Regions from separate parts of the Homo sapiens genome. Here all the other regions are linked to region 2. The links are chromatin loops, found by intact Hi-C in ENCODE. Cell type or tissue: endothelial cell of umbilical vein. All regions are shown on one strand.

The links. A loop is a pair of places that touch in the nucleus more often than their neighbours do. Peaks named below come from ENCODE experiments on the same cell type or tissue, not always from the same donor. Only the 100,000 strongest peaks of a DNase experiment are listed, where the experiment ranks them.
Region 1: it touches region 2 in a loop (8-fold over the local background); 2 of 110 quality-filtered maps call a loop at or near these places.
Region 3: it touches region 2 in a loop (10-fold over the local background); 5 of 110 quality-filtered maps call a loop at or near these places.

The regions. Positions count from the first base shown.
Region 1 is chrX:9,606,432-9,614,431 of GRCh38, forward strand. The region is part of intron 2 of TBL1X (transducin beta like 1 X-linked); the gene reads left to right. Among named protein-coding and RNA genes, the nearest start is that of TBL1X, 150 kb to the left of the region's middle. In endothelial cell of umbilical vein, no CTCF peak of the experiment used is centred here; a DNase peak (open chromatin) is centred at 4,570; H3K27ac peaks cover 1,525 bases.
Region 2 is chrX:9,531,819-9,539,818 of GRCh38, forward strand. All of the region lies in intron 2 of TBL1X (transducin beta like 1 X-linked), which reads left to right. Among named protein-coding and RNA genes, the nearest start is that of TBL1X, 71 kb to the left of the region's middle. RefSeq lists an enhancer at 710-1,279. In endothelial cell of umbilical vein, no CTCF peak of the experiment used is centred here; a DNase peak (open chromatin) is centred at 3,453; H3K27ac peaks cover 2,309 bases.
Region 3 is chrX:9,658,133-9,666,132 of GRCh38, forward strand. All of the region lies in intron 5 of TBL1X (transducin beta like 1 X-linked), which reads left to right. Among named protein-coding and RNA genes, the nearest start is that of GPR143, 100 kb to the right of the region's middle. RefSeq lists an enhancer at 3,492-4,691. In endothelial cell of umbilical vein, no CTCF peak of the experiment used is centred here; DNase peaks (open chromatin) are centred at 4,209 and 7,139; H3K27ac peaks cover 2,889 bases.

The DNA of each region.
Region 1 (8,000 bases), 75 kb after region 2:
GGAGACTGTCAACAGCTTAGCAGTCAGTTCATTAGAAAGTAGTGTTACTGCAGCCTGGGTGACACAGTGAGACTCTGTCTGTACAAAAACATTAAAAAATTAGCCAGGTGTGGTGGCGCATGGCTGTAGTTGCTGGAACTCGGGAGGCTGAGGTGGAGGATCACTTGAGCCCAGGAGGTAGAGGCTGCAGTGAGCCATGATGGCATCACTGCACTCCAGCCTAGGTGACAGAGCAAGACCGTGTCCCAAAAATAAATAATAAAAAAAGAATGAATCACATACCAATTTTTTTGCTCTTAATTGCATTTTTGAACAGAAAAACAGTTTTCCCTGCAATCAAATGCAAACAGTTCCTGAGCCCCTAATGGACGAGCGTCCTCAGCTCCCACCTGCACTATAAATTTGCGTTAATCTTCCAGTTAACTTCAGAACTGCTGCTGTCTCTCTATGTTCCTTCTGCCTCAAGACATATAGGAAATGTTGGCCTTTCCCTTTCAAAAGAACAAAACAGTTGAATAACCTACTACAGTCTTCTGTGCAAAGTTAGCTTCAAAAATTATCAAGAATGTTTTCTCCAAACATTCACAAAGTTTACAGAGTTTTCCCTTTTACTCAGGATTTCAGCCCCTTTGTTGCTCTTGGCTCTCACAGCACCAAGATCGTCTGTCCACTCGTTCATTGGGCAGATGTTTATTGAATACCTGTGTGTGCCAGGCCCTGGGCCCTGAAGTCAGGGCCATAAACACAGAGCACAGTCCTAAGGGCAAACGATTTTCTCAACAGGGATTTGAGGCCTGTGAGGTTTGAACAAATGAGCCTCGTGAGTGCCAGTTCTGGACACTCGGCCTGACTTATCGGACATTTCGCAGATTCCTAAGATTTTAGAATTGGGAGAGAATCTTTGAGATTTGCTTGTAGCCCTTACATTTTCTAGACAAGGCAGAAAGAAGTCCAGTGGGATGAGGCAGTGCTGGTGCTGGCACCGCCTCACCCTGGCACTTGCATCGCCTGGAAACAAGGCAGAGCCCACTGGGGCCCCCAGGGTCCAAAGCCTCCAGGTACGTGTCTGAGTTCTAGCATTGGAGTTGCCGCTCTCACCCTTGCCAGTTGCTTTGGCATGAAGCTTGATGGTACCAGTGTGTTTCTGTCTTCACAGCTTGTGGCCCTGGCCCTGAGACCTGAGGCTTGGATGGCACTCCCACTTCTTGCTTTAATTCTTCCCTGGAGAGTTCTCACCTTCCCTGCTTTCCAAGTCCAGCTGAGATGGGCAACCAAAATTTCCCAAGGGAGAAAATAGCTGAAAATAGAAGTAGAACATGAAAGAGGATGGCTTTTCTTTTTTCTTTTTTTTTCTTTGTTCCTTTTATTTTTTTAAGTTGATTTATTTATTTATTTATTTGAGATGAAGTCTTCACTCTGTCACCCAGGCTGGAGTGCAGTGGTGTGATCATAGCTCACTACAGCCTCAACCTCCTGGGCTTAAGCAATCCTCCCACCTCAGCCTCCCACAGGTGCATATCACCATGCCTGGAATTTTTTTTTTTTTTTTTTCCAATTTTTGTAGAGACAGGGTGTCACTGTGTTTCCCAAGCTGTTCTCAAACTAACTGATCCTCCCGCCTTGGGCTCCCAAAGTGCTAGGATTACAGGCATGAGCCATGTGCCTGGCCGAGAATGTTTTTCAATTTGGGCTTGTTCAGTGGTTTTCACATGATTGGACTGGGGTGGTAGGTTTTGAGGAACGAGACCCCAGAGGTGAAGCGCCCTTCTCACCACATCATATCAAGGGTAGGTACTGTCAACCTGACTCACCACTGTTGCTGTTGACCTTGACCACTGGGTTTAGGTCATGGGTGTTGGGTTGCGATTAATGTTTTTCCCTTTCCATGTAGTATTCTTTCAAAATCCCCACTCGGGTGGAGGAGGGGTGTTAAGCATCTCTTCCTGGAGGTTGTTTATTTCGGTTTTATGTTAAAATATATCAGTGCAGATCCATTCACCCATCTCTTGATAGAAGGAGTAGGATTTTTCTTGGGACAGGGATCCTTTATTCCTAGTTTGGAGTCAGCTTCCCCCATTCCGGATGGTGCAGCCTCTACAATGTTTGTCTCTTTGAAGCGGAGTGGGAATTGAAAGAGATTTATGAAACCATCTCGGTATAGAATCTATCTAGGATTTTATTTTCTTTTCCCAAATCCCTTGAGGCAATCTGTCTTGGTTAAGTCTCTAAAAAAGCAGTCAAAGTGGTTTTTGTCGAAAAAATAATTTGGGGGTACTCCTAGTTCACCATTTTATATAATATTCAATTACTTTTCGTAAATGCAATAACAAGGCCAACTGACATAAGCGAGTTTGAAGCAGTCAGCAGTTTGGGTGTTTCAGACCCAGGTAGGCAGCTGAGGTGGGAGATCCCAGGGGAAGCTCAGGGAGCAGCTGCCCGCCTTGGTCAGTTCAGCCAGGTTAAGTGGAGGCCTTGGGAAGAGAGTTTCTCCTCTTGAGTATTTTTAGAAGCAGCAGATATCAGCCATAAATATTTAATGTTGTGTTTCTAAACTTTAGCGTCATAAAAATACAAAAAGGTGACTGGGCGGGGGTTGGTCAGTATATACCTAGGGGAGAAAAGAACTTCCTCAACACATCACACTGCATAAGGAAAACCGTCTTAAACGTTCTTAGAAGAAAAGTCAGTAGGTAAACAGCTATCGTGTAATCTGATGAATACCCACCGGAGGAAGTATTAGTAATTATTCTTTGCTTGCCAGGGTTTTCATAATTCTTTTCCAATTATAAAAATTAATATGCTGTAAGCAGTTTTTAAAAATAAAAGTAAGCATGAAAAGAAAAACATCTATAAACCCACCCCTAGAAGTTTTGCCCCAGCATTTTGGTGGTGTGTTTTCTTCCAGGTGTGTGTGTGTGTGTGTGTGTGTGTGTGTGTGTGTGTTGCCCCAGCATTTTGGTGTGTTTTCTTCCAGGTAGGGGTGTGTGTGTGTGTGTGTGTGTCCTGCTGTATTCTGAGCTTTGTAGTATGCCCCTTCCACTTGACCTTCTCCAGGAAGCATTTGATCATCCAGCAACATCGATTGAAAATGTTTGTATGCATCTCTTTCATGAAGTACATGTTCCATCATTTATATCACATGTGTTGCTGGAGATTTCAATTGCTTCCATTTTCCTTTAGGATAAATTGCTGGAAATAGAACTGGAGGGCTCTTGAGACCGATTACCATATTGCTTTCCTGAGAGGCTGTGCGGGTTGCGTGGCAGTGAGGAGGGACGGGGGTAAGTGGAGGGGCTGGGGCACAGGCCTCTCCAACACTTCATGTGAACATGGTCAGCTGAGCCAGGAATGCGTGACATCTTTATTTTTCCCCTTGCATTTCTTTAATTCCTAACGAGGTGGAATATTTGATCACATTTGTCAGCTATTTGCATTTCTTTTTCCATGTATTAGACCTAAGCCTCTTTGAAAGGTGTTATCTCAGGTTCTTTCCAATATTGCACTTTCTGAGTTTCTCTTGAATCCCAGTTATTTTAAGGATTGCAGTGTTGGAGTTTCAGCTGAAGGGGCCATGTCTGATGTTTGCTGGTCCATTAGCCTCCTGGCCTGAGCCAAACCATGCATCTTCATGTCAGAGCTGCATATGAAACAAGAGCTAAGTCCAGAAAGCAAGAAGAAGCTAGCAGATTGATTTTCCTAGGTGGGGCCTACCAGGGCACTTCTGTTGTTGACTGTACCACTCTCTCCTGAAGGGCCCTGGTTGTGTACTGCAGTTGGGACTGCTGACGTGTTGGGGTGTTACAAGAGCATGCGGAGGCTGCTCCTCTCCTGTTTCCTGGTGTGCTGATCAAAAGACTTTTTATAGAATGACAGTTGTAGGAAAAGCACAGATTCTTATGTTAGCCAATAACGGATTATTTTTTAATGTTATTATAAATTGGCAAGCTTACTAATTTGTTTCTACTTGTCATTAGCCAAAGTTCAGTGTTTCCCAAGGATATATGTGAATGTGTGTCTGTGTGTGACATCTGTTGTATTTTTCACATGAATTAATTGAGTATCTATTATGTGGCAAGCTCTGTGCTGTCTTTGAAGCACTGAACTGTCTTATGATACACACAGGATGAGGACAGGATCATTTTCTATATTTCTGTGAAGTCCTTTTTCAAATTCCCATTCTTTTGCTGCTTCTGCATCTCCTTTGACTGCTTTAGGGCATCCCAGGTAGAAAGCTTACCTAATGTCAACTCCAGTTCTTTCTTTTGTAGTCTTCATTTTAAGCATGATTTCTGTTTTTCTTTTTCCCTTTAAAGAAAGCTTCTCAAACTTTGAAATGAAAACAAATGAAAGGAGAGGGAAAAGATTCAGAAATTATTGATAGATTGCTAAAAACAAATGCTATGATAATTTTGGGTCGGAGCATCTGTCGTTTTACAGCACAACAGATTTAGCTTCTTAATGATGTTTGTATGTTTTTCCTCAAAAGTGTATTGACTAGGTAGGAGTTGAGCCAAGCCTTGAATGAATCATTTCCTGCCAAATTCAATAGACTGAGCAAATCCTCGGAGAAATGGCCATATTTCTCTAACACTGGGTTCCTTTCAGGGCTCAAGATTCCATTTTCTCTCAATACTTTGCTCCTACAGACTAGGAGTCCTCTTCATGCTACAGTATGCAGTGTGTATGGAAACTGTGAATGGAGAAGCAGCCGTTCATGCTGCCAAGTTTCTTTCAGAAGGTGGCTCCAGGTGGATGACTTTCAGTCTGAACTCAGTGTCACCAGGCATGTGTGTGCCCACACACTGCCACTTTAAGCTGTGGACAAACAGAACGGATATTCTCCCACCAAAATAAACATACAAGCAAAACACTCTGTCTTCATTCAGCATCATTTGCATCCTATAAAATAATGGTTTCTCCTTGATGCCCACCTTTCTTATGGGTGGTTCTTAATTAGTTCCAAACAGAACTTAACGTGGCCATGATATTCCACTTGCTAAAACAAGGGCAGTCGAGTGTTCGATTTGCCATCATTGATTAGACGCATGCAGTCACCCAGTGCTGTTTGCCCAAGCATCTGTAGGCGGGGATTCCCCAGTGCTGATTCCCCAATGCTTGTAAGGGGCAGGACTTAATTAAATCTTAAAGTGACAGCTGAAAATGTAAGGGTCAGGAAGTCATGTCTAAAAGGGGATTTAGTATAACAATAATAACAGCAGTGACTAAGACTAATCCTGGCTCAGGCATTTTGTTTGGGGTCACCTGGTCTTAATTAGCAGCACTCTGGGATTTGAGTGGCGCTGTGCTGTTGCCCACAAAGCCCATCAGTGGCACCATTGCCTGTGTCTTTCGGGGCAGTCTGTTAGGGAGGGGGTGGCACAGGTGTTGGCACGGCCATCCCCATTTTATATGTGAGGGAACCTCAGCCAGGCAGGATCCTTGCCTGGATGCTCTGTGGGGAGCCCTGTGAGTTTGTAACCCTCCGTGCAGCCTGCCAGGTCAGCGGCCCCAAAATGGAGAGATACAGAGGGCACCAAATTGTAAGGCAGAGCGTTGGCTAGTGACACAAGCTGCCTTTCGATCGCCTGGGCGTTCTGAAGCCCGCAAACATTCGCCTGGACCTTGGTCAGGTGTCTCACAGAACCTACAGTAATTCACTGTTAAGAATAACTTCAAACACAGAAAATCGCTTTTTGTTTCCTAGAGAAGGCTAGTCTTCAGCGAGAACAACTTGTGATTTTTAATCTGTTTCACACTGGTCGGGGAGGGGGGAAGAAAAGATGTTATGGGCATATAATTAAAAATTTGTCGGCAGATACAATTACAGGAAGAATCATGTGGCCTAAAAAACTGAAAGCCTCCATATGCCTCTTCATCTTGCCAGCTACAGTCCACAAATTGTAGAGCCTGCGGGCACTGTGGAAGCCAGCTAGATTTGCTCTATCCAGTAGCAGCAGATTGAGAGCCATACATGGAATTTATACTTTTCTAGCAGCCACAGGAAAAGAGTACAAAGAAGCAGGTAAAATTTATATTACAACATCTTTTTTACTGTGTATTAAATTATTATTGTAATACCTATTTTAATATATAATAATGCCATAATATATTTTATTTAACCCAACGTATCCAAAATGGCATCATTTCTACAAGCGATTCCTATTTTAAAAATTATCCGCAAGATATTTTATGTTCTTTCTTTTTTGTACAAAGTCTGCAAAATCCAGTGTGTTCTTTGGTCAGTGATGTCTGAGATCCCAAGTTCCAATGTCTGTCTGAAATTATGAAAATCAAGTCATGGGAGATGGATACCCTATTCCCTACGATCCACTTATTTCACATTGCATGCCTGTATCAAAACATCTCATGTACTCCATAAATATATACACTTACTATGTAACCGCAAAAATTTTAAGAATATACAAAAAATTTTAAAAACTGAATTAAAGAGCATTGTAGATAATTGTATTTTTCAAAAAATAAGTAAAATATCTGGTATATAACAGTTAAAAAAAAAACTGTATTATCAACTCTGTGACCTTAGAACTACCTTTTTACATTTTCAAAGATTAACTCTCCTTAAAAAAATAAATGTACAAATTATTACCAAAAAAAAAAAAGAAAATCAAGTCATAATGTGAAAAATAATTTTTAAGCTGAAAGTTACACTGTTTCTAGGAGTTTTAAACTAGGATAGTTTGTGGTTATTAATCTGTTTGGAAGTAGTCCAGAAAAAAATGCTATGGGTCAATAACTTGAAAATGTGCATGTGGACTACTTAAAGAGGAATCGTGTGGCCTAAAAAGTCCCTGTTATCCCTCCACCCTGCAGACTCCAATAGGAGAATTTCCGCTGCTGCAGACTCTCCTTGGTGGCCAAGCTGCCCAGCACTCTCCCGTCCCACCAATGGTGTGACTCCTATCACTGAGAAACAGACCCCTTACCATTTCATTTCCTTTTAATTAATTTAAATTTAAAAATCAACACTTCCTTGGTTACTGGAATGTTGGGAACCATGTGGGTGTGTGCATCTATATTTTCCAGGGTCTATTTTGTTACCTATAATACCAGTCATGTATTTCCAATGAAAATTTAACTTGTGAATTGAGATATAGTACAAATGTAAAATACATACACTGTGATGATTTAGGAAATTTAGTAGGAAAAAGGAACGTAAAAGATCTCAGTAATTTTTTAAATAGAATACAAGTTGAAATGATACTATTTTGGATACACTGAGTAAATCAAAATCTATCATGAAAATTAATTTAAGGCTGGGCGCGGTGGCTCACACCTGTAATCCCAGCACTTTGGCAGGCCTTGGCGGGCGGATCACCTGAGGTCAGCAGTTCAAGACCAGCCTGGCCAACGTGGTGAAACCCTGTCTCTACTAAAAATACAAAAATTAGCCGGGCATGGTGGGGCATGCTTGTAGTCCCAGCTACTTGGGAGGCTGAGGCAGGAGAATAGCTTGAAACCGGGAGGCGGAGGTTGCAGTGAGCTGAGATTGCGCCACTGCACTCCAGCCTGGGCGACAGAGTGAGACTCCATCTCAAAAAAAAAAAAAAAAAAGAAAAGAAAAAGAAAACTAATTTAAAATTATACATAAGGCTTGCCTTAGATTTCTGTTGGGTTGTGCAGATCTAGACCACAGTTGTCATGTAACAAAGGAAGGAGAGTTTGAAATTACAGGCTCACAGTTAATGATAAAATTCCAACCTAAACCCAAGACCAGACATTCCAAACACTCAAGTGAGTCAATCTGATGATTTGTAAGGCTTAATGTTGAACCGTCTTCAAATGTGATGACCTCATCCTAACTCTTTCCAAGCTCCCACTTTGGGTATATCAAGAGGCTGAATGTGGTGGCTCACATCTGTAATCTCAGCACTTTGGGAGGCTGAGTCAGGAGGATTGCTTGAGGCCAGGCATTTGAGACCAGCCTGGGCAACACAGCAAGACCCCATCTCTACAAAAAAAATTAGCCGGATGTGTTGATG
Region 2 (8,000 bases):
ACCTCCTGGGTTCAAGTGATTCTCCTGCCTCAGTCCCCCTAGTAGCTGGGATTATGGGCGCGCACCACTACCACCCGGCTAATTTTTGTATTTTTAGTAGAGGTGGGGTTTCGCCATGTTGGCCAGGCTGGTCTCGAATTCCTGACCTTAAATGATCCACACCCTCCTTGGCCTCCCAAAGTGCTGGGATTACAGGTGTGAGCCACCACACTGGGGCGCAAGAGCACGTCTTTTAAAATCAGTGCTGTCTGTGGGGTGGGAGGGGAGGAGAAGTAGATCTGGCCATGCTGAAAGGTTCGTGCAGTGGCCTCCTGAGCTGCGCACATGCTTCTGGAGCTTTGGGTGGACATTTAGTCTGCATGTGGATCTCTGTCCAAGCCTGCACTGGGAGCCCCTGCCCCAGGAAGCGAAGGCTGCATTTCTTTTATGTCAATTAACAGATTTCTGCCCCACCCTGGACATCTGAGCGTTAACTGATTTGTAAGGGAGGGGTGAGGGAGGGTAAAATTACAATTCTATATCTTAACATTGGGGGTGAAGCATTTTTACCCTAGAGGAATTCTATCCAAACACATTAAACACTCTTAATAAGGGACAAAGGGTTGGGACGTAGCGGTTAGGGGGCAAGCCCATGAGCCTCACTCCTTGTGCTCTCTCTCCAGGAATTGGAGAGGGAATCCTTTTGCTTAGCATTCCCACGCCTCCCACGGGCCTGGCACTGGGCCCGCGGGCTTGCCTTAGTCTCCTGGGCTGCCCTAACGCAGCACCACGTGCCGGGCGGCTGTAACAGCAGCCCGTAATTCTCCCACAGTCCTGGAGGTTCTAAGTCCCAGATCGAGGGGTCAGCAGGGTTGGTTCCTCCCTAGGCCTCTCTCCTGGGCTTGTAGATACTGTCTTCTCCCTGGGTCCTAACAAGGTCATCCCTCTGTGTGTGTCTGTGTCCCCTCATCTCTAGTCCTGTTGGATTAGGGCCCGTCCTAATGACCTCATTTTACCTTAGTTACCTCTTGAATGGCCCTAACTCCAAATGAACAGTCACATTCTGAGGTCCTGGGGCTTAAGGCTTCAGCATATGAGTTGGGAGTAGGGATGTAATATGCCTAATGTCCAGAACAGGAAAATCCATAGAGGCAGAAAGTGGGTTCCTGCTTGCCAGGGCTGGGGACGGGCAGTGTGGGGTGACTGCTAGCCAGCACAGGGTTTCTTCTGGAAGTGATGAAAGTGTTCTGGAATTAGACAGCGGTTGCAAAATTCTGAATGTATTAAAAACCACTGAATTGTACATTTTGAAAGAGTGAATTTCATGGTATGTGAATTATATCTCAGTAAAGTTGTTATAAACAAAAACTGTGAGGGTAAGAGGTAAAAGGAAGGGAGTTGAAAGCAGCATCAGGTGTGAACAGCCCATAATTCAGCCCATAGACGAGCGCGAACTCCTAGCACAGCTGTCTGTTGAAGATGTGCGTGAATGCTTGCTTTCCGCACCCTTCGGCCTGCTTTTCTCTACTCTCCAATTTCATCATACATTCTCTTCCTTCCTCCCCCTCCCCACTTTTTCAAAACGTTTCTTCTAGTCCTTACTTGTGGCTACACAAAATTCCATAAACATAATGCTGCAGTTCAAAGAAGTGTTCTGATGGTAGGGAGATAACTTAGGAAAATATTTTACCTTTGGGGAAGTTTTGGTTTCCTTCTGAGTGAAAACCCTCCATGAAAGAGAAACTTAAATGCAGTTTTCAAATGCTCCTGAGACATTCCCAGCCTTTTCTTTGTGGAGAAGTGAAGGCAGGACAATTTCCAAGGCAAAGAGGGACCTATCGCAGACAGCAGACCCCAAGTAAAGAAAGGCACAGTGATGGTGGGTATTCGTGCAGTGTTTTGAAAATGTGGAGGTCAGGGATGCTAGCTTACCAGGCCAGCATGATCAAGTTACGAGAAATGGAGACCAGGACACTACCTCTGCTGGGTGTGCTGCTCCGGGCTCCTTCGAAAGGGGAAGCAGCTGGTGGACTTCCTTGGGCTGTGGTTAAATGGGGCTCCCATAGGTGCCATGAAGGCTCTGCAGAGCCAGGGATGCTTGCACCCTGGAGAGACCTTGCTCCAGGAGCTCAGGAGCTGGTAGGGGTGGTGACAGTGAAGCACCGGCTTGCCGTGCCCAGTGCTTGGGCAGTGCTGAGCTCCGAGGGAGGAACCCAGAACCATGCGGGAGCAAGGGAGGGAGGCAGGCGAGGAGAAGGGTTGCCCAGGAGCCTGCAGGTCGGGTCGGTGTTGTATCAAATTGTCTTTTCCTGCTTTGCTGTCTGATCCCACTAAAGACTAGCCAGAGAGATGTGGAGGTGAAAAATGGTGGACAGCCATTTTTCTCCCTTTCACTGTGTCTACAATGTCTGTTTCATATCAACAGCAACATCTGTGCAGGCATCCTAATGAGTATAAATAATGTCTTCAGAAAACTGGGTTTGTGAGGCTCCTGTCATCTGAATTTCTTTCATCATTTAAGTGATGATTTTTTACTCATTGACATACAGTTGTTATTTAGTGGCCACGTATTATTCGTATAGGGTTCTTTATGTGCTTTCTGTGTACATTTGTTTTCGTGCTCATCGTATTTCAGTGTGGCTTATATATAATAAGATGCACCTGTTCTTAGCTATTGTGGACTTTTTTTTAAAAAAAGGTTTATAGAGATATGATTCACATACCAAACACCCATTTAAGTGCCTAATTCAACAGTTCTTAATACCCTAATTTAAAAAAAAAATACAGTGTTGAGTATTTTCCTTTTCTCGTTTTTCACTAAAGTAGACTCAGGATTGGGGTTATCTGTCAGTCCCTTGGTTTGATTCTTGGCTGCCAGTGTTTACTGGGGACGGATGTTGGTACCTCCCTTAATAGGATATTGTTACAGCATTTTACAAATTCTGGTTAAAAAAAGTCCCACATGAGATCTCCCCTCTTCCCCCCTCTCTGAGTGTAGGCATTGTCAGCTGCAGTTGTCCAGCATCTCCAGGACTCTTTTCATTTGCGGGATGGAAACAATGTACCCTCTGAACAACTCCTCCCTGTTTCTCCTCCCTCCAGCTCCTGGCAACCACTATTCCACTCCCTGCTTCTTTGAATTTCACAACTTGAGGTAGCTTGTGTAAGTGGAATTATTTTAAAAGCTGGTTCATGTTAAAGTGCTTAGAACAGAGCTTGGTGAGCATCCGGTCAACAGTAAGTACTTTTATTATTCTTTTTATATTACTCTTTTTTTTTAAAGAGGCCAGACACATGGGCTTCTGTCTTTTCACAGCTTGGGATCTGTGCAGACCCAGGCTTCCAGAAGCCATCCCACTTGAATTCTTACTCCCTTTTCCCCTAAAAAGAAGCTCTGAAATCCTAATTGTCAAGAAGGCTTTGCCTGCTGTGCATGCCTGAGTAATGTTATTTTTGTCATTATTTGAGAGACAGAGAGGAAGCTTCCAGTCCCCTGTAAGGAAACGAAATCATCGTGCACAGATGTGGTTCTGTTTATAGAGGGAAGGAAATGGAGGTGAAGAGTGTGTGTGGCTTGCAGCCAGGCTTGCGAGTGTGCAGAGGAATAAACTTTTTTGCCTCCAGAGTTTTAACTGGAAATGTGTCTGAATTCTACCTCCTGGGCACACTGGCCTGAGGTCTCCCCTGCATACCTGATCGTGAAAGTCTTCGGGTGTGTTTGTAAACACGCAGCCCCCCTGATGTGAGAGTCAGCACAAACTTCTAAAGATGCGATGATGAATTCTATCAGAGAAGTCTTTCTGGTTTTGTGAAAATAACCTTGCACTCTTTAATTATATCCAAATGATCAAATCTGGCTCTGATGTCTTGTCAAAATTAATGTTAAAGGACAGTGCCCTTTATATTTTACTTGTCTGGGTATAAACATCCTAGTCTTTAAAGTTGAGTCTGTAGGACTACCTCTCTACTTGATTACTCTGAAAAGAGTGTATAGAGTGAGTTTTTAAAATGGAATTAGTGTGCATACGAGGAACAGAGTGACATTTAACAAATCCTTCAATAGATAGTGCTGGTATGAGGATTGGTGAAACTAGAGGTAGGGAATGAGCATTTTTGGTTCTGTATCATATTCCCAAGACATTTTCAAATGATTCACCCTTTGCCATCAGAATGGTTTGAAATCGATCAGCCTGAATCCACTAATGTGGGCTGCGGCACATGAATTTTAACACTAGAAGCACACGGTTGTGCTGTGTTTCAAATGAACTCTGGCCATTTGAAGTGAGCAGGCATAGGCAGTCTTCTGTCCTGTGATAACCTCAGTACATATCCTTTCTGTTTTTTAAAGTACCTTACAAGCTGCTGCATTACAGTCGTTATTATTGGGCCATTACAAAAAGCTGTCCAATTTTAAGTGTCTTGGATAATTCTTGTTTGCCCCAGCATCAGAATTGAGCATTTTTTTTTTTTTTTAGATGGAGTCTTGCTCTGTCACCAGGCTGGAATGCAGTGGCGTGATCTCGGCTCACTGCAACCTCCACCTCCCGGGTTCAAGCGATTCTTCTGCGTCAGCCTCCGGAGTAGCTGGGACTACAGGCATGCACCACGATGCCCAGCTAATTTTTGTATTTTTTAGTAGAGATGAGGTTTCACCATGTGGGCCAGCATGGTCTCGATCTCTTGACCTTGTGATCTGCCTGCCTTGGCCTCCGAAAGTGCTGGGATTACAGGAGTGAGCCATTGTGCCTGGCCAAAATTGAGCACTTTTATCATGTAGTATTCATGTCTTACTGGCAATGCCCTGTAAAGTTAAATAAGTTACATTTGTCTTGCACAGGTAATAATTATGAGGTAATTTCCACAGAATCCAAGGGCCTCATTGACTTTGCTATAAAATCAAAACAGTGAATTCTGATAAGACTAGACGCATGTTACTCTTAAATTGGGCTGTCTCCTGGCCACTGTTGTGCCTTTAACCTCAGCAGAAGGGGAGCTGGGCTGCAGAGTGAAATTACCCGGAGGTCAAATATTGCTAATTTGACTTTTATCATAGAGACATTTTCTCCTCTCGCACCAAGGCAGTGGCTTTAATCCCTCTTTCAGTGGTGAGACAGGTGCAAAGCGTTTACAAAAGGCTTTCTCTTGTTTTGAATGCGCCAAGAAAGATTTCCAGGCCGTTAAGTTACCAATCCTTCTTTTTAAGTCTTGAAGCAATTACTGTAAGGTCAATCCACTAATTTCCTTTCAGAGTTACCAAAGACCTCTCATGTAATCATTTGGTACTTGTTGCCATGTAGCCAGTATCACTGAGTGCTTTTACTGTGAGCAAAGCACAATGCATCGGGCAGGGAGGGATCCAAAGGGATCTTGGTTTTTACCTTTGAGCCATCTGTGGTCTTGAGTGATCTACGTGCATTAGCAATTAAAAGGTCCTGATATTCTTGTTTGGGCATATTGAAAAATGTGCTCTTACAGATAGGTTTCCTCTCTCTACTGCCCCCCGCCCCCCAATTTTTTTTATTGTGGTAAAATACATAAAACAGAATTTACCATCATAACCATTTCTAAGTACACTGTTCAACAGCATTAAATATTCATTACATTGTGCAATCCTCACCACGATCCATCTGCAGAACTTTTTCATCATACCAAACAGAAAACTGCCCCATTAAACACAAACTCCCTATTCTTCCCTCCCCACAGCCCCAGCAACCAACGTTCTACTTTCTCTCTCTATGATTTTGACACTCTAGGGACCTTTTATATGTGGGATCATATGGTATTTGTCCTTTTGCGTCTGGCTTAGCACAAGTTTCATCCATGTCATAGCATGCGTCAGAATTTCCTTCCTTTTTAAGGCTGTATAATATTCCAGTGTATGGATGGACTACACTCTGTTTATCCACTCATCTGTCAGAGGACACATGGGTGGCTTTCACCTTTTGGCTGTTGTGGATAATGCTGCTATGAGCATTGGCATATGTTTACTTCTCATTGATTTAAGTTTACATAGTCATGTGTGGCTAGTGGCTGCTGTATTAGACAGGACAACCCTAGGCCTGATAGCCCTGAGGACCTAGTTTGGGTGGGAAGACAGGGGTGACCTGCAGCGAGTTGTCGGCTGGGGGCCTTGGTGAGAGCCAGATCTGGGTTGTGAGGCCACTCGAGGCAGGGGGAATGGTGTGGCGGGAAGTGAGGCCCAAAATGAGAATTTCAGAGTTGAAAGCTTTGGAAGTAACATGATGCTCTATGACTGTGACCAGACTCAACTGCACCAATGTGCATCTGAGATCAGGTCATTGGCGTTGAAATCGTGAAATGCTCACTGCTTGGGACGTTTGCACTGTGCTTGATGTCTGGAGGTTCCGTTAATGTTAAAATAGCAATTATGGGACTGGAGATTAGGTTTAATGTCTGGGTTTTTTCCACTGTCTTCAAAAGCCCGGGTCTTAGTAGTAACCATGCTGCTCCCCATTTTAGTAATTTCAGCCTGGTTTATGTTGCTCAATAGCAGAAAAGCGGTTCAGATTTCCTTTGGATATCATGGACCATATGTTTGCCCAGGTATCCTTTCTTATTGGGAACTATCAAATAGTTAACACAGATTTCTCCAAGGGCACCGACTGGGAAATTAGTTTACCAAAGATAAATTTGGTAAAAGGAAAGTTTTTATGTGCGCTATCCTTAAACTAAGACACATCTGTCGAAATATTAGGACGTGCCCAGTCTCCCATCCTCTGCTGAAACTTTAGACTGTACGTCCTTCAGATATCTTCTCTTTGGTGCTTTGTTTGGGAACAGATTAGCCTCATACTTCCTCGCTTGTAAAACTGCTATCCCATCTCTTGCTCAATGCTTTTCTTGTACCGAAGGGTGAGGGGGAGGTTCCAGCTCTGTTTTCTGTATCAGTTTCCTGGGTGATGTTTGTTTGAGGGTGCCTTGTGTCCAGAGCCCCAGAAGGTGTTTCCGTTCTCTGATGAGCCTGAAGTCTGCATGCTTCGCCTTTGGTAGGGAAAGGCAGCTGGGGAAAGGTTGCATGGCCCAGTGCCAGGGTGCCAGAGTGCGTGTGCACCTGCTGGGGAGAAGCCCGCTGGGGCCCCTCCTCTCAGCACAAGATGAGGCCTCAGGGCAGTGCAGCAGATGGAGGGCTTAGCTGTCCTTGCCAGCAAAAGCTGCTGGGAACGTGGCACTCAGATAACAGGACGGTTGAGAAGCGGTGAGTTAGGGTTACTCTGATGGGGAGATACTGAGAGGAGGGGATGACAATCTTGATTTCTGTTCCCTTTGTGAATCTTTTGGTGGCCAAAATGAGGAAAAGGATACATTGTGTTTGAGGACAACAAGGAACATCTAGGCACATTGCATACTTGATTAAATGCACAAAGAGCTTCTTGTGACCTTTATCACAAGAGTGTGGTTCTATGAAGGTCGTAGGTACAATAGAAATTGTGTTGGTCTGAGAGTTACTCAGATTAGGGTGCATTGTGTCACCACCATTTTGCATAGCTGTGGCACCTTGTCAAGTTAACCTTTTCCTGCTTGCTTTTCCTAATCAGAAGAATGAAGTTGACCGTATGTACTCTATAAGGTGGTTGTGTGAGGTCAATGAGATTACATAGGCAAAATCTTGGTGCAGGGGCACTTGGTAAAGGTTAGTTTCTGTTATAAATTTGGGGTATTCTGTGATGATTCCTACTCCCCTCTTCTCCTCATGGCTAAGTTCTACTTATTCTTTGACGTGGCTCCGATATCACTTTCCTCAGGAAGCCCGGTTTCCCACCCAGATGGCTTTGGGCTACTCATCAGTGTTCTGTAAAATGCTGAGAATATTGTTTATAGCACTTCTGGGTTGTTTTGTGATAGTCTTTTGAGATATCTGTCTCCTCACCAAACTGTTCTTTGTGTCATGGGCAGGCCCACGTCATCCTCGTCTTTGTAGTCCTGCACCTGGCACAGAGCCTGGCACATAGCTCAGTCAAACAGGTGAAGACTGGGTTATTACATCTTCCCACTCCACCCCC
Region 3 (8,000 bases), 130 kb after region 2:
CTGCCATGATTGTGAGGCCTCCCCAGCCATGTGGAACTGTGAGTCCATTAAACCTCTTTCCTTTGTAAATTACCCAGTCTCAGGTATGTCTGTATTAGCAGCATGATAATGGACTAATACAGTGTGTGAGTCCATTGGCCTCTGTCTTACGGGATCCATTGCCTGGTCACTTGTGCTATCTGGGCAGTTTTTAAGAATCACATGGTGGCCATGTGCCTTTCCCGTGAGCTCGTGTTACCATCCCAGGAGGAGAGAAGCAAGGGAGCGAGCCCCTAGAAATGTGCACAGCCTGCACCTGCTGTAGTGAGCAGCTCCCCCAAATGCTGGGGGAGTCGTGAGTTGTGTGCCCCCGCATATTTCTGAATACAGCCAGGGAAGTGGAAGTCCATTTTCCACTTAGTATGGAAAGAGAGAAAATTTGGCAAGTGAGTCCCTGTAAACATATTATTTCCTCTGGGACTTCATCCCAAAATCCAAACTATAAAGAAAACATGTTCTCCCAGACCCACATTTTTGGCATAAATTAAATAATTCACAGGAACTTGCAAAACGGTATGAGGAATACAGGGGGACAGAACCACAGATTCAAACTGAATTTAACTGAGAAAGAGCTGCCTGCAAGATAATCGGGTGATACATTCAGGGGAAAGGGAGGTACTATGAAAAATTTTGTTTTTTGAGACTCACTCATGCTGAGGGTCTCACTCTGTTGCCCAGGCTGGAGTGCAGTGGCACGATCACGGCTCACTGCAGCCTCTACCTCCCAAGCTCAATTGATCGTCCCACCTCAGTCGCCCAAGCAGCTGGGACTATAGGCTTGTGCCACAAGAAATTATGCCCAGCTAATTTCTTATTTTCTGTTTTATTTTATTTGTAGAGACAGGGTCTCACTGTGTTGCCCAATCTGGTCTCAAACTCCTGGGTTCAAGAGATCCTCCCCCCCGGCCTCATAAAGTGCTGGCATTACAGGCATGAGCCACTGCGTTACCTGGCCAAAAATATTTTTTAAAGAAGTAGAAGATACTGTCTGAAGAGGAAAGAAGGAAGGAATGCGCGGAGCTGGCTTGAGCATAGTCAACACACAGGACAGTTCTGTCACCCTCAAAATTGCCTTGTATCCCTTTGTACTCAGCTCCTCTTCCACCCCCACCCTGCCCCGGCAACCACCACTGCTCTGTCCCTAGAGTTTTGCCCTTGCAAGAATGGCATAGAGATGGCATCACATATTGTGTGGTCCTGAGAGTGTGACGTCTTTCACTCAACCTTATGCATTTGAGATTCATGCATGCTGTTGTGTGCACCAGCCATTCATTCTTGAATAGCTAAGTGGTGTTCCATTTTGAATGCTGTTTCTGCGATTTGTTTATGCATCCTCTTGTGGAGGGACATTTGCGTTCTTTCCAGGTTTTGGTGATTCCAACATAAAGCTACAAAAAAGATTTTCATACAGGTCATTTGTATGAACGCAGGTTTTCATTTCTCTTGGGTAAATATCTTGGAGTGGGGTTGCTGGGTCGTGTGACAAGTGTAGGTTTCACTTTACCAGAAACCAGTGCATTCTTTTCCATCTAAGGCAGAGGCAGGACACGTCGTAAACATGACTGGTTTTATAGACGTGAGTTGAGTCACAGAACTCCTCTGCCTGTCGCACAAGGCATACTGGAAAGTATGTAAAGGGACGTTAGCTCTGGCGTATATATCTGCAGGACGCTCATGAAGTGTGATTCTTCCTTTGAGGATTTGCAGCTAGCCTTCTGGACTAATTTCATGAACCTGTCAGGGTCACAGTTTCCATGGGCCGACATGAATGTAGCCCAGGTCGGCTGAATGACAGAGCGTCCTTGTTTGCATACCTTCCCCTCCTTAAGCAGTGCCGTTGGTCTAACCTTCTGCTTAAAAATAGAAAACTCTATACAGCCTCATCAGCCCTCCGGTGGATAAGCCCAGGCATCTGGGCAAGGCAAAGGCCAGGCTTCCAGATAGCAGGATTCCGCAGGCTGGGCCCTGTGGCGGCCACGAAAGCTCTCTGTGCATTTGCCCACATACCCATGGTATCAAAGTCATCGAAAACCCAGCGAAGTATTTCCCTACCTGGAGCTTTGTGACTGACGTCCACACACCACCAGGAACAGGCAGACAAGTTAATAAAAACCATGTGATGATGGTGGTGGCGACAGTACTGAAGAAAAAGAAACACAAGTAGAAATGGAATTTCACTAACGTTGTGTCCGGCACAGGGATGTTACCAAGTTCCGTGTCCATGACGGCAGTAATTTTAAACACTGTAGCTACTAAAAGGAGCTTGTCACCATAATAAATGGTAAAAATCCACTTCTCACACACGCTGAATTCCCAGAGTGAGGAACTTCTGGCTTAGCTCTAAAGATTTAAAGACCCTAGAGGATGGTTGAAATCTCCTTATTCAGTGGAACTTATGTTCTGATTTGCCCTGATTCGTAGCTGAGAGGCCAATTTATTATACATTTTTCTTGCCTCCATTAACGTCACCAAACATGGGTTATTCAGAGTGAGAGTATCACTAGTTATCAAAAGTGAGCATCTACACTCTGGGCACTCTTGTTTTCCTAAAGAGCCCATTTCTGCACACCTGACTAGCTGGGTAGAAGTAGGCATGCTTCTTTTATTTACATAACGTATATATGGCTCTGTGTTATATGTCATCCTTGCTCATAAGGAGGATAGTTGCTATGGTCCCAATGTTTCTGTTCCCCCGAATTCCTATGTTGAAATCCTAACCCCCAAGGGGATGGTATTTGGGGGTGGGGCCTTTAGGAGGTGATGAAGTCATGAGGAGAGCTCCTTTGCCCCTTCTACCATGTGGGAACACGGTGAGAAGGCACCATCTATGAATCGGGAAGCGGGTTCTCACCAGACACCCAATCTGCCACATGTTGATCGTGGACTCCCAGCCTCCAGAACTGTGAAACACACATGTTGTTTATAAGCCACCTACTCTATGTATTTTGGTAGAGCAGCCCGAACAGAGTAAGATAATAGTGAAGTAGTACATCCACATGCCCAGACTTTCAGGGTTGTGAATATAACTTAGTGACATTTGTCATTCATTTCGTGAAGCTTCCATGCCAAGAAAATCATTAATAAGAAAGATTTCTACCCAGTGTGGAGGCCCACGCCTATAATCCCAGCACTTTGGGAGGTTGAGGTGGGTGGATTGCTTTGAGCCCAGGAGTTCAAGACCAACCTGGGCAATAAATACAAAAATTAGCCGGGTGTGGTGGTTCATGCCTGTAGTCCCAACTACTCAGGAGGCTGAGGCGGGAGGACTGCCTGAGCCTGGGAGGTCAAGGCTGCAGTGAGCCATAATTGTGCTATTGCACTCCAGAGTGGGTGACAGAGTGAGACCCTGTCTGAAAAAAAAAGAAAGAGTCTTGCTGGGTGACACACTTCACCTGCAGTGCTTCTCTCTGGTGGCGATGCCATTCAGGTGAGTTAGCCTCAGAGGAGTGCATGGAAGAGTGAGTGAGACCTCAGCGGCCTCCTCTTTCCACAACAAACCCAAGCACAGAGATAAAAGGCTGTGCTGAGCGCCCACCAACACGCAGCGAGGTTATACTGTCCAAAAAGAGTACCTGGCAGATGACCCAGCAAGTTCACAGCGGGTAAGCTGGCGTGGGTCTCGGTTAGAGTGAGGTGGAGCGGAGGGGAAGGTTCCCTGTTCTTCAACACTTTCTACAGAAACATAAGACTGAGGGTGAAGTGAGATCCCCTCTGAAAAAGCACCAGGTGTCTTGTGGGGGCCTGATGCTGAGGGATGGGTTGTAGCTCATGCCCTGTAGAAGAGAACACTGTTCAAAGCCAACCAGTCTGGATTCAAGAGGGGTCCTGGGAGCTTCAGTCTGTCCGTGAAAGAAGCACTTCCCTGAGGCTTCCCTGTGTTCCAATGCCCTTCATATCCTAGGCCTCTGAACAGGGTGCTGTCAGTCGAGTGGGATTCATCATCCTCAAGTTTTTGCCGGAGTGGAGGCCAGGCTGTGTGCTGGGCTGATCTCCTCCTGTTGCATCTGTGAGCTGCTGTTGTGAGGACAGTGGCTTGAGAGAGCTGAACAGAAAGACATGCCCCCTCCTTCCAAGACTGACCTCACACTTTAGGGGAGCAGTACAGTGTCCTTTAGAACACCTCAGCGGAAGCAACCCAGATGTCCATTGACAGAGGAAATTCCATCAACAGAACGTGTCCATCCATACAGTGGAATATCATGACTCAGCTTTGAAAAGGAAGGAAATTCTGACACAGGCTCCAGCACGGATGACACTTGAAGACACTATGCCAAGTGAAATTAGCCAGCCACAAAAGGCAAATACTGTAGGATTCCACTTAGAAGGGATACCTCGAGGAGTCTAATCCAAAAAGACAGGCAGTGGAAGGGTGGTTGCTGGGGGATGGGGAGAAGCAGGGGACGTGGAGTTGCTATTTAATGGGTACAGTTTCCATTTTGCAAAATGAATAACGTTCTGGGGATGGTTGATGGTGATGGTTGCACAGTAGTGTGAATGCACCTAATGCCACTGAACTGTGCACTTAAAAATGGTTAAGATGGAGGCCAAGGTGGGAGGATCACTGGAGGCCAGGAGTTTAAGACAAGCTTGGACAACGTAGCAAGACCCTGTCTCAATAACAAAAAAAATTTTCAAAAATTAGCCAGGCATGGGCTCACACCTGCAGTCCCAGCTATTCAGAAGGCTGAGGTGGGGGGATCACTTGAGGCTGGGAGGTGAAGGCTGCAGTGAGTTATGATCACACCATTGCATTCCAGCCTGGACAAAAGAGTGAGACCCTGTCTCTTAAAAATTTTTTTTAAAAATGGTTAGCATGATATATTTTATGTTATATATATTTTACCACGATTTTAGGGGGAGGTCATGGTATTATAGGTGAGAAGTTCCATGTGTAGATTGTTTTTCAGAGTTTAGAAAATTAGTCTCAAAGGGAAGAGAGAACCACCTGTATTCACAGTAATATTAATATTACTAATATTACATGATAAGGGCTTTTTCATAGTCCCATATAAGTGTTTGGGGCAAATCCCTGGCACAGCTAGTATCATTTGTAAGCTACATTGGTGTCTGACAAAATCCAGTTATTTAAAAAACAGAAAACAGTGGCTTATTTATAATAGCAATATTCTGGACATATGGCCAGTGTCCATCAGTGGGCGTAGTTGAAGCAAGCTGTGGCATGCCTGTGCCGTGGAGCACCACTCAGCTGTGAAAAGGAAGGAGTTGTGGGTAGGCACAGCAAGCTGGAGGAACCCCCAGAGAAATGTGCCGAGTAGAACAGGCCACGTCAGAAGATTGCAGACTGGGCCAGGTGCGGTGGCTCATGCCTGTAATCCCGGCACTTTAGGAAGCCTAGGTGGGCAGATCACTTGAGATCAGGAGTTTGAGACCAGCCTGGCCAATATGGTGAAACCCCATCTCTACTAAAAATACAAAAAAATTAGCCAGGCGTGGTGGCACATGCCAGTAGTCCCAGCTACTCTGGAGGCTGAGGCAGGAGAAACGCTGGAACCCAGGAGGTGGAGGTTGCTGTGAGCCGAAATTGCACAGCTGCACTCCAGCCTGGGCGACAGAGCGAGATTCTGTCTCAAAAAAAAAAAAAAAAAAAAGGAAGAAGATTGCAGACTATATGATTCCATTTATAGGACCTGCTTAAAGTGCTGAAAATATACAGGTGGACACCAGATCAGTGGCTGCTACAGATCTGGAGTAGGGATGGGAGCACGTGCGTACAAAGGAAGGTTATAGGAGAGTTCTTTTGTGTTGAATGAAGAGTTTGGTACCTTGACCAGAGACACAGTTCCACAGATCTACACGTAGGATCAAACTGCATAGATTATACGTACACAACCAGTGAATGCAGTGCAGAAAGGATGACGATAGTTTGTGTTCCAGTGAGCATTTCCGTCCTGCCTCCTACTTAGTGGTGTTGATCCTCTTTGACAGTAGTGTAAGATGCCTAGATGGGAGGAGACAGGATGAAAGGTGCACAGCACTTCACTAGTTTTGCAGTTTCCCCTGAGTCCATAGTAATTGCAGAATTATTTAATTGTAAAAAAGACTATACCAAAAATGTAATTCAATGTTTCTATTGTCTGCAAAGCTTTGTGTGTGTGATAGATGGTGGTCCATAATGCAAAGGCAGCCAAGACATTTTTATTATATTTCGCAGGTCATTAGCCATATTGCAGGCCTAGGGCTGGGTGGGGGTACTCTCTTGTGTAATGGATTCGAGTGGCAGCCCTATTAACTGAGAAATGGATGGCCACACAGACACTGTGGGGCCGTTGGAAACAGAAGAATCAGCTGGAAGCAAACAGCATTTGTCATACGGACATTGCTTGAATGTTTGCAGACTGGGGACTGTCGTTTCTGGGTGGGCTGCATTTTTACTGGGGGAAAAAGTCGGTGCATGGCTTCTTCCCTGCTCATTTACCAGTGAGTCTTAGAATGCTTTTACAATATCCACTTAGAACCTTCAGTGTGGAGGATTCTGTTAGATTTATGTGTTCAGCCTGAGAGAAGTGGGCAGATTTGAGGGTCTTAACTTCTGAAGATGTTGTGAATGGCCACAACATATAATGCATTAACTCAACATTTTCAGCCCATTCATTGAGATCAGGGTTTCTTGGCCTTGGCACTATTGACAATGGCGGCTGGATTGTTCTTCATCTTGGGGGGACTGTCCTGAATACTATAGGATGTTCAGCAGCATCCCTAACATTTGCCCACTCTCTATTACAATGGAGAGAGAGTGGGAAGACATTTGTCAAATGTCCCCTGGTGGGTAAAATCAATGTCAGTTAAGAAGCACTGATTCATATCCTTTAGTTGTAGGATTTTTTTTTCCTTCCAACTGGTTTTTCTTGGGAAATGGAGTTTTAATGGCATTCTGATTTCTTTGCCCTTCATCTTGTGTTCTCCTTGGGCTTCATTTTGATTCCCTTACCTGCAGAACTCAAATAGACGTTCACGGCAAGCAAAATGCAGTCCTTGTTATTATTAAAATTTTGCAGGTATTTTTTCCCTTGAGGAAGGAGAAAGTCTGCCAAAAGCATTCTCTGGCAGATAATAAAATAATTGAGAGTAGCAGACTTTCCATTTGATTTTTCTTTTTTGGCTTGGCTCCTGGTGAGTAAGTTAGTTAACCCGGAAAAGGGTGTTACTGAAACTGCCTTTGCAAATATTGTAACGGAAGAAATTATGACAGTGAGAGAAATCTGACATGGCTGACTCCATCTTGTCTCTAGCTTCACAGGCTGGCTGTCTTTGCTCATTCCTGGTTAAAATCAACTTAATTAAAAACTGATATTCAAGCTATATATATATATATATATATATATATATATATATATATATATATATATAAAAGGCCTTGGTGCTTTTTCGCTTCTTGGATCTTGTTTAAGAAAAATTTTTCTTTGTTTTTCTTCTTAGTCAGCTGAATTATTTCCCCAGTCTGTTTTCTTGCCACTCTTGATGCCCACATGAGAGGACCTAAAGTAATTTCTGACAGCCCGGGACTCCTTGGGAAAAACACAGGAGGTGCCACATACCCTGTTTTGAGAAAAACCTACGTTTTCCTCATGGAACCCCAGGAATTGAAGGAGGCTAGATCCCTCTCAAAATCTAAGGCTCTGTTCCGTGTTACCTGATGTATTTTGACTTTGGGAGGTATCAGAAATTACTTTGCAGGAAGAAGAGCTTTTAGCCTGTGTGTGTAATAACTAGGTAGGAAATATACTTTAAGGGATGGCTAATGGAGTTATGGAAGGATACTCAGCTCTTTGCACTTTTGGATTAGAGAAGCATGCTGTCAGCCACCTAGAAGGTATGGAAATATTTCTACCCCACACTGAGAGATGAGACTCCCTTGGGGGATGGGCTGATTGGCTTTGGATTGCCTTGCAGTGGAATGCAGGGTAAAAGCATTGCACTCTCTTCTCCCATTGCATTCCCCT